Linked DNA regions of Homo sapiens: region 2 is linked to region 1. Evidence: chromatin loops called from intact Hi-C (ENCODE). Cell type or tissue: heart right ventricle. All regions are shown on one strand. Each heading gives the region's core, and the rest is flanking DNA. Links, peaks and the distances in the headings are about the cores only.

The links. A loop is a pair of places that touch in the nucleus more often than their neighbours do. Peaks named below come from ENCODE experiments on the same cell type or tissue, not always from the same donor. Only the 100,000 strongest peaks of a DNase experiment are listed, where the experiment ranks them.
Region 2: it touches region 1 in a loop (3-fold over the local background); 50 of 110 quality-filtered maps call a loop at or near these places.

What each region holds. Positions count from the first base shown.
Region 1 is chr6:133,498,576-133,506,918 of GRCh38, forward strand. It overlaps EYA4 (EYA transcriptional coactivator and phosphatase 4), which reads left to right. Exons shown (of 20, transcript NM_004100.5): 14 at 7,531-7,620. It overlaps TARID (TCF21 antisense RNA inducing promoter demethylation), which reads right to left. Exons shown (of 9, transcript NR_109982.1): 8 at 7,504-7,695; 9 at 3,677-4,105. Among named protein-coding and RNA genes, the nearest start is that of EYA4-AS2, 46 kb to the left of the region's middle. RefSeq lists an enhancer at 6,576-7,775. In heart right ventricle, for the core only: no CTCF peak of the experiment used is centred there; DNase peaks (open chromatin) are centred at 3,956 and 4,446; H3K27ac peaks cover 1,975 bases.
Region 2 is chr6:132,950,403-132,958,745 of GRCh38, forward strand. It overlaps LOC105378008 (a long non-coding RNA gene), which reads left to right. Exons shown (of 8, transcript XR_001744346.1): 8 at 7,715-7,783. Among named protein-coding and RNA genes, the nearest start is that of LINC00326, 130 kb to the right of the region's middle. In heart right ventricle, for the core only: no CTCF peak of the experiment used is centred there; no DNase peak of the experiment used is centred there.

The DNA.
Region 1 (8,343 bases), core at 102-8,101:
AGAGAAGTAGCACTATGCCAGGGTGACTAGAGAGTGGTTTTGGTATATATTATATAAAAGGAATGATTACAGAATTTGCAAGACTCAAAAAATGCATAATGTTTTTACTGGTAGCTTATAGTAAGTTTGTGTGTGCATGTGTATGTATATAGTGTGTACATAAATATCATACATATGCATGTGAAAATAAAGCCAAATCAAAGACAGTGACATATCTCGAACTCTTCCCTAGGGAATTGGGGAATCATTGCTACCTATTGTCTCCCCTTTCAGAGCTTCGTGTTGAGTATATGTTTGAGAATTTCTTTTAAAAATTAAATGGAATGACTCTGCGTGATCTCATGAATAGCCAAATATATTCCTAACTTTTATTTAAGCCCATCTTTAGCAAGTAATTGCTGGAATTATGTTAGAAAAGGGGAAAGATCTTGAAAGGACATCACATTGATTAACTTGAAGCTAATATACCAGAGAGATAATGGTAACTAATCTCTTAAAAACACATAGAGCAACCTTCTGTAACCTGCCCTGAAGTTTTCAGTTCCTTTGATCTCAGTTGATGATCATTTAATCTCATATCTTGAGAAGGTGGGGGATTAGAACATTAACTTACCTTAAGTATTCTTTAACCATCATCAACCCTCTCCTAGGCATTTCCTCCTATAGCCATCTCCTAACATGTCAATCACCTTTCTCCTGGAGTCCTGAGGAGCCTCGTGAGGTGTGTGTATTTGCCACCTCTGCTCTGCCACTTTTCTCTGGGCCCTGTGCTTTCTAGCCCATCCTCCCAACATGGTATTTTTCTTTCCATCCAAGTACCATGTTACACTGTTGCCATGTACTACCACTGTAATTCCCCCCTTGAAGTACATTTATTCTGTTATTAGTTTAATACATTTGGATTCCCTTCTGACTGAAACTGTAGAAGCCTCTAGTGGTAAGTTGTGTGATGATCCCCTTCATCATACAATTTAAGCTTGACAACATTAACTACTGTTCAACTGCAAATATGTTGCTTACACTGAACACTTGAATTGTGAACAAAATCTTTTAATTCAAAATGTGCTAGCTTTTCACCTTTACCAGCTCCCCAGCAGGTAATTGGCTACATTACTAAGAAAAAGACACCATCAGACATTTGGTCCTTGAAGTTAAGTCCACAGAATGATCTTTATGGAGGTGAAGGGTGGAAAAGGCACTCTTCCTCATAAGCAACTCTAGAGAAGTCTAGTTCCCGAGAAATTATACTAAGCCACAGTTCTACTCAGTGATCACGCTGGCTCAAGTCCAGCCGTCCTGTGGAAGCACCACAGAGGCTTAACTCTTGGAAAGCCAGAAGGTCATGCCAGCTCTGATTTTTCTTAACTATCCCAGTCTCTCATTATAATATCTTATAGACCAGTATTTATTCAAAAGTAACATGTATATGAATCACCTGATAATCTTGTTAAACTACCTGGCAAACTAGATCTGGGGAAGGGTCTACAAGTGTGCATTTCTAACAGTTTCCAGATGATGCCAATGGTGCTGGTCTGTGAACCACACTTTGAGTAGCAAGACTGTCATCTGCTGACTCTCAATTTCGTTTGTACATTGGACTCACTGCAGAGCTTTAGCATGACTGATGCGTGGACCCACCTCAGATAATCCGATTTAGTTGGTATGGGGTGTGGCCCGAGCAACAGGCATTGTGAAAGCTCCACCGGTGTTCCCCATGCATGGTGGAGTCTGAGAACTCCTGTCTTATATGTCATCCTCCCAGCTTGGAGTCCTCCTTATGTACCACTATAACCCTACTTTTCCATAACGCCTCTCTATCCTTTCCTCATTATTTCTCCATCAGAAAACCCCACTGACTGCCTGTACCTCAACAGTTGAATGTGGCCACAAATCTCAAGTGGGTGCAAGCACTCTTGGGGTCATGAACTCTTCCTATTGGAGGTTTTGAAGAGCTGAAGGGAGAGCAAGCATATCTCTCCCAATTCTGTACAAACCTCCTCAATTACTAGGGGGAAAAAAGCAAACAAATGAATTCTGTCATCTTTGCACCACCAAATCCGTGCCTCCTACATCTGTAGCCATAGATGTCTCTTGCACCTCTCTTGCACCCTGGTTCCGTGCTCCCTCACCTACCCAAAGAATCGACTCCTGAAAGGACTTCTTTCGCTAAGCCACCAGTTTCTCACTCTCCTAGATTCTTCCCATCACCATCGTATCTGCTGTCACATTCCTGTCATTAGAAGAGCTTCTTGAGCCCATTTTCCCCTCTGGTGACTGCTCTCCTTCTCTGCTCTTTCCAGCTTTGCCATAACATGACACTTGCCAAGTCTGAGGAGCCACCTTGTTGCCAAATCAAGTGTTCCTTCTTGGCTTATCTTGCTGGGGCCTCTCACATACATTCAGTGGAGCACTCTTGCATTCTTAAAATCCTTGTTTCCTTTCCCTTCCCTGGTCAGGGTCCCTCTTCTCACACACAGACTCCTCACCTCTGGGCTCTGTGTATGTTCGCTACTATTGCACCTGTTCATACCTAGCTCCCTCACCTTTGTCAGGCCTCTGTTTCTCTCTCTGCCATTACCTCCTGAAAGGGGGCTTCTCTGAATTTGCTTTAAATTAGCCCTTTCCACTCATCCTCATCACTTCTGTATCTGCTTGTCCTGGTTTTTCTTTCATAGCTCATCACCACCTGAAATGCTTATACTCCCTTGTTTTCTTGTCTGTTTATCAGATATCTCATCCAGTAATAATATAAACCACATAAAGGTACGGGCTTTGCTTTTTTGGTTATCTGCTCTCTGCTTGGAATTTGAACGTGTCTAATACATAATTAGTCACTCAATAAATATATGATGAATAAATGAATGTTCCTGAAACCATTTTCCAGTTCCTCCTAAGAACCTGTAAGCCCACTACCTATCCATCATAGACAAGTATCACAATTGTAAAATTTCTGTTCTGATTTGTGACTGAATTTCATTTTATCTCTTATGATTTAAAGAGTATATGTATTCTAAAAAATCCAGTAACTTTTTCCACCTTGGTTCATGGAGCTGGTCTGCCTTCTTTCTTCCATGATGAACTTGCATATCTTCTATCTTTGTGTGCACATGTCTACACATATGCTACGGGTCCCAAAAGAATAACTGTTTCAAGAGGTTGATGTCTTTAAAAAACAAAAAAAAACGTCCTTAGTTTCTTTAAAAATACATAATTGCTGCCTCTCCAGAGATATTTTTACAGTGTGTCCCTAGAGGAGGAATTCCAGCTGATGGCCCAATGCAGGGCAGAGGCCCGTAGACAGACAGTCTGGCTCCAATTTATGCTCTGTGTTCACATGGCTAATAGGCGTTAGTATTTTGATTTAGAGAACTGCTGTACTGGATCCTGCCCTGGTTATACACTGGCAACATCTGGCTTAGAACCACACATTTAAAGGCCAAGAGCTATTTATTTTCTTCATCTTCCTCTTCTCTCTCTCTCTCTCTCTCTCTCTCTCACTCTCTCTCTCTCTCTATTCAGTAAAATGTCTGGGGAATAGTTTCAGTATTTTGATAGAGCAGTACACAGAATAAATTGGCAGTAGTTCAATTTGCTTCCTATTAAACTCTGTTGTAGACACTTTGAACCTTTTGGAACTGTTATAATATGTATAATATATATCAGAACTTCCACAAAACCCTGTTAGTGCCTTTATTATCCCACTTTTTTCCTCTATCCAAGATTTTGCTATCACCTCATTTTAGACCCTAAACTCAACATTCACTACACTTAAATGCAAATTAAAAAAAAGCAACTCTTGATTCATAAGGTGCCCATAATTCTACAAACATCTAATGAAAATGAGCAAACATCTCTGTATAAAACTTGGGTTCAATCCAGAAGTATGTTTCATTCTCACATGCCTGATAAAACAGTGGAATTGCAGGTGCTGGCAGCTCCCTCACAGCAGTTTGGCAAGATGGAGGGTGCCCAGCATTGCTAAGGCTACACCCACCAAATGTCCAGTCATCTTTCTGGGATTCTTGGATCTGTGAGTCCTTTAGCTGGAAAAATGCAGTGCTGTAATCTGCTCACTTAGAATTAGCTGTCCCAGTGACTTAGTAAGCTGGAAAAAAACAAAATTAAAATTAGATATTTGAAAGTAAGCCTGCCCCAGACATTCTCTTAGAAACAAGATCACCACCTCTTACAGGCATGGTTTTCCTTGGCTGATGGCATGACTAGCCCTGGCCCATCTGTGCCAAGACTTTGGCATGGCTGATGAAACCTCTCTCTTTCAATAGGCCTTGCTCTCTGGAAAGCTTAGTAAAATACAGCTAGTTCACACTCCAGCAAACCACAAACCTAAACTTTCCCAGTTACAAATGATATTTTGCCAAAATGCTTACTAAGTCCTGGCTCTCACAGAGTGTGTGATGTGGAATCTCCACAGCTTGAAAAACAAATGACCAGCCCTCCCAGTGCCGTGGGGTTGCATTCCAGTGGAGTGCTCAACTACAGTTTTTATCACACCACATGCCATGCTTGCTTGCTAGCAGATTCTTGCATTTTGCTTTTTTTAAAAAAAATTATGCTTGTTTGCATGCTTATCAGATGTACAAAATGCATTCTTCATGGATTTTCCTATCACTGTTTGGGTAGCACAGAGTTACGTACTTCAGAAGCATGGAATTGATCAAAGTAACAATCAAAAGGAACAGTATGTTTTCTCCCATCCCCATAAATCTGATCTGTAAATGCAAAGAATGTGAAGAATGAACATAAGAAATTCAATAATGGTATTTAAAACTTAAAAAGAAAAATTGGCAAATCATAGGATAAGAGCCTAACCAACCTGGTCTCCAGAAGGAAAACCTTTTAAATCAGATATTTCTGAACTCCTATCTGAAATATATATCTTTAGGGCAGTAATCATCAGAAACATAACAGACTAGTGTGGAGCTCAGTTTTATTGTCTTGCATCAGTGAACATTCCTCAGAAGCACAGAGCGTCACTAATGGAATTATATGTTTTCATGCTATAATTACATTTGATTTTTCCTGATATTTCTGTAGACTTTGTTCATGGTTCCATGACTAGGCAGAATAGTTTCATAGAATATCCTCAGCCTAGTTAATGCCTAGTTCCCCCAACCCTGTCAAAAAGACAGAGACTAATTATAGGAATTTTTCAACCAAAAAAGACAAAATGTTTTTTTTTTAATTTACACAACCTTTAGAGATTTTATTTCAACAAAAACATGATCAACAAAATGAAGAAAAAAGAATTTTATACTTGAAGGAAACAGAGCAAGGGGCCCTTCTGAGCTCTGAAACCCCTTGAGACACAAACTGGCACTTATTAATATTTTTTTTCTTTTGAGATACTGTTTCACTCTGTCACCCAAGCTGGAGTACAGTGGCATGATCTTGGCTCACTGCAACCTCCACCTCCAAGGTTCAAGGGATTCTCGTGCCTCAGCATCCTGAGTAGCTGGGATTACAAGCACACACCACTGTGTCCAGCTAATTTTTGTATTTTTAGTAGAAACAGGGTTTTACCATGTTGGCCAGGCTGGTCTCGAACTCCTGACCTCAAATGGTCTGCCTGCCTCAGCCTCCCAAAGTGCTGGGAACACAGGCGTGAGCCACTGTGCCTGGCCTACTTATTAATAATTTTATTCTTGTTTTTAATGAATATTTGTTGGCTAAAACAGAACTGATTTGATCTTTGGGTATATAGTCCCAAATGGTTCTGTCACTGGAAGACGGATGAATCCGGCAGCACAGTCAAGCTACCGGATGACATAATACCAGGAGGCCATCAGATATGTGAAGAGTCAGCATCCATTACTGAGAAATGAGAATCTCTGCCTATGAAATCCACATAAATCTCTAAATGAGAAGATGCAAACAATTAGAAAATTATGTTGAAATCCAGCGTATTATTATCTTGTCTCTATCTTCACTCACATCGTCTTAGTTTAGCTCTCATACCCCAGTGACCCCTTAGCACTCAATGCCTTTTTCTTAGCATTTAATTCCTATTCTCCAGGTTTTCATGGCTATAGAACACAGGATGACATCTCAAATATGTTTACACTTTAGGGCTTCCCCCTCAAAACATGATGAAAGGAAATATAGGAATAAAATGGATTATCATAGTGGAGGTGTGGAATGAAGAGTGGTTTCTCCTTGCAAATGGAATCAGTTCAGGGTGTAGATGAATACTGCTTGGCCTGACCTGGGTTGCAGGTTCTTATCATAAATTGAGTAAAGTTTGCATTACATTTCCCCAAGTTGAGATACATTTCTTGAAATGCCAACTATTAGAACGTTGAAAACACAATTTCGGCTCTCTCTTCTCAAATCCCTGCAGTCTGGCTCCTGGCCCAGCCACTCAACCCAAATCACCCTCTGAGGTCTTCCAAAATAACTTCCCAGCCAAAACCAATAGTATCCTTCTAGACTTGTCAGCTTTATTCAAAACCTTATTCTTCTCCCTGCTAACACCCATCTGGTCTCAAATTTTAAGGGTTTGTCCCTTCCAGGTTTTTTCTTTCTCTTATCTTCGGAGTTGCACCTATGAGCAGTTCTTCTTTAGACATCATTCCAACTTTGATAATTTTAAACACAATGTTTGAGCATGAATTACTTCCCTATTCCCATCCCTATCCCCAAATGCTCCTTTCTTTTTAGTCTTATATCTCTTGATGCTAGGCCTTCAGCTGCAGTTAATTATGGTAAAGTAACAACTCTGGTCTTGATTTTCGACTTCTTGCTGCTGTTTAATATCTTGGTTTCTGTAAACAAAAATTGAGTCATTTTAACTCTTTACTGACCCCATCACTTCCCAAAGCATATATTTTTTACCTGGATTACACTTAGAGAACTAATGTTCTTTTAGCTATTCTCACCCCTCCCTTCTTCAACCTTAGTCAAATGCAGGTTAGACCAAACTCTACACATGTTTGGATAGGGAGATTCCTCTTACCTTGTTGATAAAAATGCAATTAAAAATTAAGTGATGGTCGCACCATCCTCTGCCAGCTCTTCCTGTTTCACCTCCAGATAACATTCTCTACTCAAGTCCTATAAATACCCAGTTGACCTATTTTTCTCTATCTTTTAATTCTTATTATTTGTCATTATTCTTAAAAAGACATCCTTTCTTTTTAGTAAGTTTGCTCCATTCTTCAGCACCCCATCCAAATACCTTTCTCCAGAATACTTTCCATAGATTATATGTAAACTGGGTCATATGAACTAGCTGATTTCCTTCCTCCTTCTCTCCTCAACATACAGCTTTATGTGAAAATGTATGCTGAGTCATCGTTACGTATGTCTGAATTCCCAGGTGTGTCTGTGCATTTGGTATGTCTGAACCTTCTGGAAAGTCACCTTTTTGGAAAACTGAGAAATCTTTTGAATCTTCAGTAAAAACCCATGCAGTCTTCTCCCTCTTCCACCACAGCAATATGTGCTTAAAATATTTTTAATAATAAGCGCTTACTGAAATTTTACCTCATTATGTGTACATTTTCTTTACAGGATCCCCCCATGGCTGTAACCCTTGGACTCCGCATGGAAGAAATGATTTTTAATCTTGCTGATACTCATTTGTTTTTTAATGATTTAGAGGTAAGAATTTTACAAGGTACAAATAGTTGTATCCAACACCAGACCTCCTAGATGGTTTCTGTATCTGTAGATAACCTCGAGAAAACAGAAAGATAAAAATTCAGCTCAAGAGAAGCATAAAGTTCTTGTCAAGAGGAAAAATTGTATATACAAATATAAGCAGAAAGTTAATTTGTGTTCATGAATAATACATATGTAGAACAAAAATGTCTCTGAAGAGGAGATTGTTGGCTTTGCTGTCCTTACTGTCCACAGCTGTACATGACTCTTGGTTCTTTTAGTGTTTCAGCATTAGCTCTTCCAGATTATTAACCCGGAACCTATCTAGGTTAATCACTAAACGATATTCACAGACACTATTCATGGTGATAGCGTGGATCAATTAATTTTGTGGATAATCTGAAACTTAACTTTAGCTAACATTATCATTCCCCGTTTCTTTCCCTTCTGGATAAAACAGTGCTAGAACTATTTAAGCACATTTGATGCATTTAAATGCATTTATTTTCTCATTTTAAAAATTATGTTTCTATTTTCAACCTCAAATGGCAAGACAGTGTCTAAATGGCAAATAAGAGGAATAGAAAATAAAAATCAACAGCAAAATGAAACGACCCAAGGAAAAATAGCCTCAGAGTAGTTGAATGTGTACTGCAATAAAGTATGCCATCTGTGTGCTAATGACCTAGGTTATTAGACATTCAGATAATAGAATTCGAAATA
Region 2 (8,343 bases), core at 46-8,045, 550 kb before region 1:
GAATAAAAATGGTATAAAAGTTTCCTATCAAAATCAGAATTCTCAGAAAGCATACCAAGGAAAACACACCTTTCTATTTTTAAACATGGATTCATACATAGGAAATGGTTTGGAATTTTTTCCCCTGTGGGAAATATAAATAATTACTAAAGTTTGATGAGCACTTACTATATGCCAGGCACTGGGGCAAGCACTTTAATTGCTCCTTACAACTACTCAATAAGATGGGTACTAATAATATCATCTCATTGTGCACATGAGAAATTTGAGGTACTGGGAGGTTAAATAATTTTGCCGCTATCCCTCAGCTGTTAAATTTGGCAGCAAACCAGGATTTTTAACTCAAGGGGTTTAACAGCAGAATCCTTGCCTCCAAAGCCACAGGGAGACCAATAGACTTTTATCCAGAATTCACCCAAACAAAACTGTCAGGACATTATGGATTTTGCAGTAGTTCTTTGCAGCTGCTTTGAAATATCATGATTATTAGGGGCTTTCTTCAAAAATCCATTTGCTTCTAGCACGTACAAAAGTGAGCACAGTCATCGCTTAGTATACTCAGGAGATTGGTTCCAGGATTCTCTGTGTATACCTAAATCCTTGAAAACTCAAAGTCTGCAGTCTGCCCTGCCAAAATATAATATATATAGGAAATGTCAGCTTTTGGCATATGCAGGTTTTGCACCCCCTGAAACTATATTTTTCCCTCTGTGTTTAGTTGAAAAAAATTAACCTATAGCTAGACCCATACAGTCCAAACTCATGTTGTTCAAGGGTCAACTGCGTATATATTTTCAAAATTCCCTAATTTAGTATCCACTCACATTGTTCTTTAGTTCAGTGTTTCTCAAATGTTAATGTGCCCAGCAAAAACCTGGGGATTCTGTCAAAGGCAGATTCTGATTCAGGAGGTGTGAGGAGGGAGCTAACAAGCTCCACAGAGATGCCCATGCTGCTGGTCTGAGGATTACAATCAGAATAGAAGAGCATTAAATGACCTTTTATATGGTGGTGGTGGTGATCTTGCTATGTGCTAGAGTCAGCTTCTACTGGATTGTGAGAGCCAATTGCCTAATTTTCAGGAGTCTTGGGAGTTTGTTGTTAAGCACAGTCAATTAACAATTAATTTATATAACCTGACAATGAAGCAAACTGTATTAAAAACAAAGGCAATAAATGCTCAACCTCATTACTTACTAATTACTTTACTACATTTCTCAATTACTGACATTCTTGATGCCATTACATTGTGTCCTACTGCACGGTTCTTCCCAACTCTGCATTAAGTGATGTCATATTGAAAGCCTGAAATTGATCATGGTGGGAATATTTACGCCATGAAAATGGGAAAATACTACATGTCACAACTTTTGTCCCCCCGCCACCCCCACTCCGTAGAGAGCCTGTTGTTAAAACATTTATCGTCACACTCCTCTGGTGAACCTATGTTGCATTTATATCTTAGGTTTACTGATTTTTTTTTTTAAAGCTGGTTGTTATTCCAAAACACAGAACTAGTTTCATGGAGCTATCTTTGTCTGGGTCTATTTTATAGACTGGGTGAGAGTGTGAGGGAAGGTCTTCGAGTTTCAGTTTGTGAGTTAGCTGAGTTTTAGCTCCTAGGCGTACATATCAGTGTTCTTGTTTTGGGAAGGAATACCCTTGGAGCTCATTTGTACACGTCTTTCAGGCTAGTTACTCAAAAGAGAGAAGAGAGTACAGCCTGTGTATGCTCACACATAAGTTGCTATATATATGAAATGTCAACTTGCTCTATTGTTTGGACTCGACCATCCCCTCGTTACAGTCATTTGTTCTGCGTGGTCTGGGCACAGTTTCATATTTTGCTTTTGGCAGCTGAGAGCTATTATTGGGCCCCACAACATCTGTTTCAACAACAGAGGGTCCCTGGTCAGAAAAACTAATTAAAAAAGGAACCCAAAACAAAAAGTCATAACTTATGTTGTACAGTACATATAGAGTAAACATGGTTACCAGCAAAAGAAAGAAAACCCTTTCATATGGTTGGAGTTATTTACAAAAGTACGACAAGCGATGAAAGACTTGAGCCATATTTTGGGTTTGAGGCTGCAGGAGAGGATGCTAACTAGCCAGCTTCCCTGATGTGGGATGCTTTGCAAGGGCTGTGCTAATTGGCAAGATCATTCTCTGGTATGATCAACTGTATGAATAACAATATATAATGGGTTCCAAAACATTCACTCAGCCCTTCTGATTCATTCTTCCATCACATTTTCACTCATCAAGATATAAGTTCAAAGTCCTGGTGATTTCCTGGAAGGCTGAATTGTTTTTCCTAACCTGGCAGGAGCAAGGGCAGTGGTGTTTACATTGAGCTGATGAAATGCAAGTAATAGACAAAACATAGAGAGATGTGGGACCAGGAACCTGTAAAAAATCCATCTTTTTTTTTCCTTCAGTTTGCTTCCCAAGTTAAAAGATAATAGGAAAAAACTCAAAACCTCTTTTCTTCCTTTCACATCTAAAGGAACATGCTTTCTACTCTTTTATTATGAATAGAACCTCCTCAGTGATGATTGAAATGATTTTTGTGTGTATGTACCTGCTTTTGAGAAACAACCTTCTCCCTCTTAAGACTCTGAATATTTAGAAGCAAATCAATGACTAATGCTAAATCTAGCGTTTAAAAAAAATCATCAATAAATGTTCCTTCTATAAACATTTTCTTTTCTACAGGGGCTGAAGCAGGGTTAGGCCATGTTGGCAATTGTGCTCAATTCTATTTTCAGCCTCTTAGCCTCACAGAACAGCTGCACAAGTGCTGGGACCCGTGGGGAATACAGTCCACCTGGTTCCGTACTTTCCTTCCCACCCAGATGAAAATTTTAGTCTCTTAGTTGCTAACAAGACAACTACCCATTTCCATGGTTGACTATCTCTATCCCAGATACTTTTGAAACTGGGTATGCTACTAAGTTAATTTAGTAGTGGCATTTCACACTCATTTTGTGTTTAATGGTGTGAATCAGTGTGATTCCAAGGCAGTAGTGCATGTACATTAAGGATGTAGGCTGTAGCTAAACTGCATGGGTTTGGGTCCCAGGTCTGACTCTTACTAGTTGTGTGACTTTGGATAAAATGCTAATTTGTTTGTTGTTTTAATACAATCAGTGATATAGAGCTTGCACTATTGTATCATGCACTATCTAAGGACCTTATAGATAGTAACTATCTATAAGTGAATGTCACATTCACACCCTGGAGAGAGACCTTTGATCACTCTCCATTTTTCACATGAGGAAACTGAGGTACAAAAGATAAAGGGCATATTAACTAAGAATGTGGGCTCTGTAGTGTTGTTACCTGAGTTTGAATTCTAGATTTGCCACTTCCTGGCTATGCCTAACCTCAGGCTACAAAATAACAGATCATACCCACCCTACTCCCATCATTCTATTCTTAGAGGGATTTTGTTTTAAAATACCAACAAAATAGGACTGACATATGATCAGAATAAATAACAAACTCTTAGAATATATGTAGCTTTTAAAACAAACCACTACATTCTCCATGGTTTAAAACAAACCACTATATCTCACTAATGTATTTCTGGAGTATCACTGTTTCTATAATTAATACAGAGAGAAATTATAAGTGTATTTTTATAATTATTGGCCCAGTGTACTAAAAAAAAAGAAAAAAGGGAAAAAATATCATTCAGACAAAGAAACACAAAAATCTACATAGTCTTATTTGGGAAACTAGTAGTACATACTGCAGAACTTTCATAATATATTTGGAGAATTTTAAATTTAGTGATTCCAAAAAAACATGGATTTATGCCATAAATTACCTCTCCCTCAGTTCTGAATACTGCAGAGCACGTCTTTGAGCAAACATAGAGTATCTGGGACCACAGTAGTTCGCTCTATAGGTGTGCCAATCGGTAATGATCCATGGCTGCATACCCTGCTCTGTAATACCCCAGCCGTCAGCCAACCAGAAAGCCCCAGAGACTTCTCCGGCCATCTGAAAACACTGCCATTAGAGAAGGTTCTGCCTGGCTGTTTTCTTCTCTTCCCGGGAAATATGGCCAGATTATTGCTGACCTATCTGGAGGCAACAGGAACATGGTAATCTGTTCTTATTCTAATGGATCTTCCATAACGTTTCCCACAAAGAATTACTAACCATTCATGACCTTCATCAAATAACGGTAAGGCTGCCGCCTTTTCCCTCAGCCATCTTTCACAATCTAAAAATATGTCAGGGTAGAATAAACTTTGTAGAGTTTCTGTTTTTCTTTAAGAAATTGACTGAGATGCAGAAATGATCTTCTTCGCCAACATTCTTAGTATTGGAACTGATTTGATAGTTGTTGCATGTTAAATAAGTGGCATTTTTTATTCAGTCTCATTTAAAAATTGTACAAAACAGAGCAGATTATTTGTCACTTTTATTTGTCTACAGTTTTTTTAAATTTTTTAAAATTCACCGTCTTTGTATTTCTTGAATTATGCATTTATTCGTGGAGCCCTTTTTACATACATATTTAAAGGAAACGTGTGGGTTGCTCTTAAGTTCCCACTGTGGACATTCGATTGACATTTTTAAAAATTCCATTTATGCTTTGAGATTAATGGAAAAATCAGTGCTTTTAAAAACGATTTTGTTTCCAAGATGTTTGCCTGCCAAAATCTGAATATAATTTAGTGTAGGTAACTCAGAGTTATGTGTAGAGGGAGTTTGGATGAATGGTTTATCAGACTCACACTCTTGTAGCCTTTGGTTTTGTGTGTTGTAGAAACGGGTTGGCAAACAACAGGGCCAGTAATCATTCTGTGCATCTCTGGTGGAGTAATATAAGCAATAGTTCATGTTTTCAGTTTCCATGTTGCGGGTAGAGAGTTGAGAGCCTAACATTAACACTTCATTTTTAGACTACCTTGTTTTTACTTTGTTTGCTTTTCAGTAATAATTTTGTTTCATTTCTTTATACTAATTCATGACGTTTTGAAGAGAAGGAAGATAAAAGTGACAAATTCTTTGCTTCTATTGTGTTCTTTTTGATAATAGCTTTATTGAGATACAATTCTCTATCATACTTTAAAAATCTTTGCTCAAAGCATAACTTACTGCAGTTTGAAACTCCTGTACATTTAGCCAGTGATCTGTTCAGCTACCAGCTCTGAGATGAAAATAGGCAATAAGGCTCTGTTCCTTGGAGAACTTGCTTGTATTGAACCAAAATCTGTCTCTTTGACGTTTTGATAATTGGAACACCATGGAACAAATCTAATCCCTTTCTCACATGACAAACCCTTATGTGAAGGCAGTGATTACAGCTTCCTGAAATCCTGCCTTGAGGTTAAGAATTTCCAATATTTTTTGTTTGCTTTTTTTTTTTTTTTTTTTTTTTTTTTGAGACGAGGTCTGTCACCCAGGCTGGAGTGCAGTGGCATGATCACAGCTCACTGCAGCCTTGACCTTCCAGGCTCAACCGATCCTTTTACCTCAGCCTCTCAGCCTCCTATATAGCTGGGACTGCATGTGTGCACCACCACAGCCAGCTGATTTTTACTTTTTTTGTGGAGATGGGGTCTCCCTATGTTGCCCAGGCTGGTCTCAAATTCCTGGGTTCAAGCTGTCCTTCCTTCTCAGCCTCCCAAAGTGCTGGGATTACACAGGTGTGAGCCACCTTACTCAGCTATCCAGTAAATATAATTTTGACTACTGTCTCCATTCCTAATTATGGTCCTCTGAATTCAGCCTCTCTTACAGCATGGCTCCCAGAAAGGAGCACAGGACCCAGGAATGTCTGGTCAGAATAAAGCAGTGAAGGATTACATCTCCCTCATTCGGGGGTGCTAATTGTGTGAAGGTGCATGAATTCCTTTTGGGGAATGTTGAACTTGCCAACCATTTAATTAAACCACTAGATAGTTTTGTGTTTTTTTGTAAGCCATATTTTTCCTTTCCCAAAAATATTTTATTCTGTATCACTTGACTTGCTTTGTAGCAAATGAAAATTTGCTACAAAATTTATGAAAATTTTTGAAAATTACAAAATTTTCATTTGCTACCTTCATCACTTCATCCACTGATAAAAATATGAAGAACGACAGACTTAAGAATAGAGCCCTGGCCTCCCTCCACAGTGCTATTGCTAAGTGCTGATATTTCACTTGATTGGTAATCCACTTCATTGTAAAGCATCCAGGCAAGTTTTATCCATTTTGTTCATAGGATAATTTCTATTGTCTATGAGTTACCTCCCTAAGTAAGAAATGAACCTAGCAGGTATGATTTGTTTCCAGTAAACAGGCTGTTGTTTTAAGTCACTATTCCTGCATGGAACTCAATTTTCTTTCCCCATAAAATGAGGCAGTTGGGCAAGAACATTCCACCTCACTAATCACATAAACTTTAAAAATGAAGCCTGAAGAGGACCTTTTGGTTCTAGACCTTCATTTAAGACCCTGGGCCACCTCAGTTCCAGCAACGGTCCATATGCGTGGCCTTATTACTAGGGCTTTCAGCTTCTAAAATTCTGTAATGTTTACTTCTGTTATACTCAGTAGGAAAACATTTTAATCAGGGAGAAAATTGGAAAAAGAGAGATAATTTCAATGGGCTAAATTTGAATGCAACGCAAGGTGGTAATAGCAATTCACATTCACATTCCCATCTCAGAAATGTTGGAGGCCAGGCATGTCTCAAATTTGGATTTATATGACATCCTGAGGGAGCTATGAAATAAAACATTTCTGCCCAGAACAAACATTCATACAAAATGGAATAAATACAGACCAATAACATTGATATTTCTGCAGCAAAGCATGAATATTCATAGAAAGTAGAATAAAGACTGTAACAGCATGTCAGTTAACAGCAAGTTTGTTACCCATACTTATGAAAAATTTTCTATTTTCAGATTTTCTTTTGGATTTTAGAATTGTAGAGAAGGCATTGCATACCTATATTAGTAAAATCATTGGCACATAGTGTAAACAAAACCTCATCTTATTTATTGGTTTTTATTTTTACCAAAACAGAAAGATGGGAAATTGGGCATGCTATGTATCCATTTGATTTTATAAAATTCATCCTAAGCCTTCATATGAATTAAACATGGATGACACCAACTGACTGCCCCCCCACATAGAATTAACTACTTTCTCATTTGTGTTTCCACTGTATGCTAAACAGATTGTTTCATTCAATAAGCATTTATTGAGTCTCTACTAGGTGCCAAGCCCTGAACTAGGAAAATGGGCATATAAGAGTGAATAAGTCAGTTACTGATCATTGTCCTTATTGAACTCACCAGTGAAGAGAAATAGAAAGGCATAATGCAAATGTTTGCAAATTAACAGGGAGGCTTAATGTGGTCTTTTGGTTCAGGGAACTCCCTGAGAATAAGCATCTAGACTAAGACCTGAAGGATGGTGTGGTGCCAGCTGAATGAGGAGGGTAGGGGAGAGACATCACATATGTCCTGGAAGTGAACATATGGAATGGCACAGCTGGGAAGAATTTATTCAGTGATCCCAAAGGATCCTGTAAGGTTGGAGTATAGAGAAGAGGGAGAGTAGCTAGAGATGATGGGTTAGGGATCAGAGAGTGGAGGACCACATAAACCACATTAAAGAGTTTGGACCTGCTGGTAACCAGGTCAGTCTTCTCTAAAAATGAACAGTTCTTTGAGTCATGGATCATATCCTTTTCTTAGTTTCCAGAGCTCATCACAATGACTGGCATATGGTAAATGAATATTAATCCAAGGGGAGGAAGGATGGAAGCTAGAAGGAAAGGAAGGAAGAAAAGGAGAGAAGAAGGTGGAAAAGAAGAAGGAAGGAAGAGGAATGAATTTAAGAATGAACGATTCAATACAAACATAGAAGAAAACTTTTTTGAGTATGAGAGATGGGTGGTGTTAACCATTTAGAAAGGTGGAGAGGTGGTGTCTTAGCTAACGGTTTAGAATCTGGGTCTTTAAATGAAGCCTTAACTTATTCTTTACCCTCAGGCAAATAGCTTGGCTCTCAGGACCTCAGTTTTCTCTTCTGCAAAAAAGCTGTCATCTCTAGCTCTGAATGCAATAATTTTATAAAAGTAGCTTTCAAATGAATGTGGGGACAGATTTCTGTCATCCAGAGCACAATTGGTTGCAAATTGCAGTATGATTCTTGTGGATGCTCCATGTGAGGAAAGGATCATGGGAAGAGTCTGTATTCAGGAAGGTAAGTGCCCATATACAGAATCTAAGCTTTTTGATTCATCTTTGATTGAATATTCATTCTACTTCTAATAATATAGATGGAAGAGTTATTTTTCTTCAAATTTATATTCAGTAACACC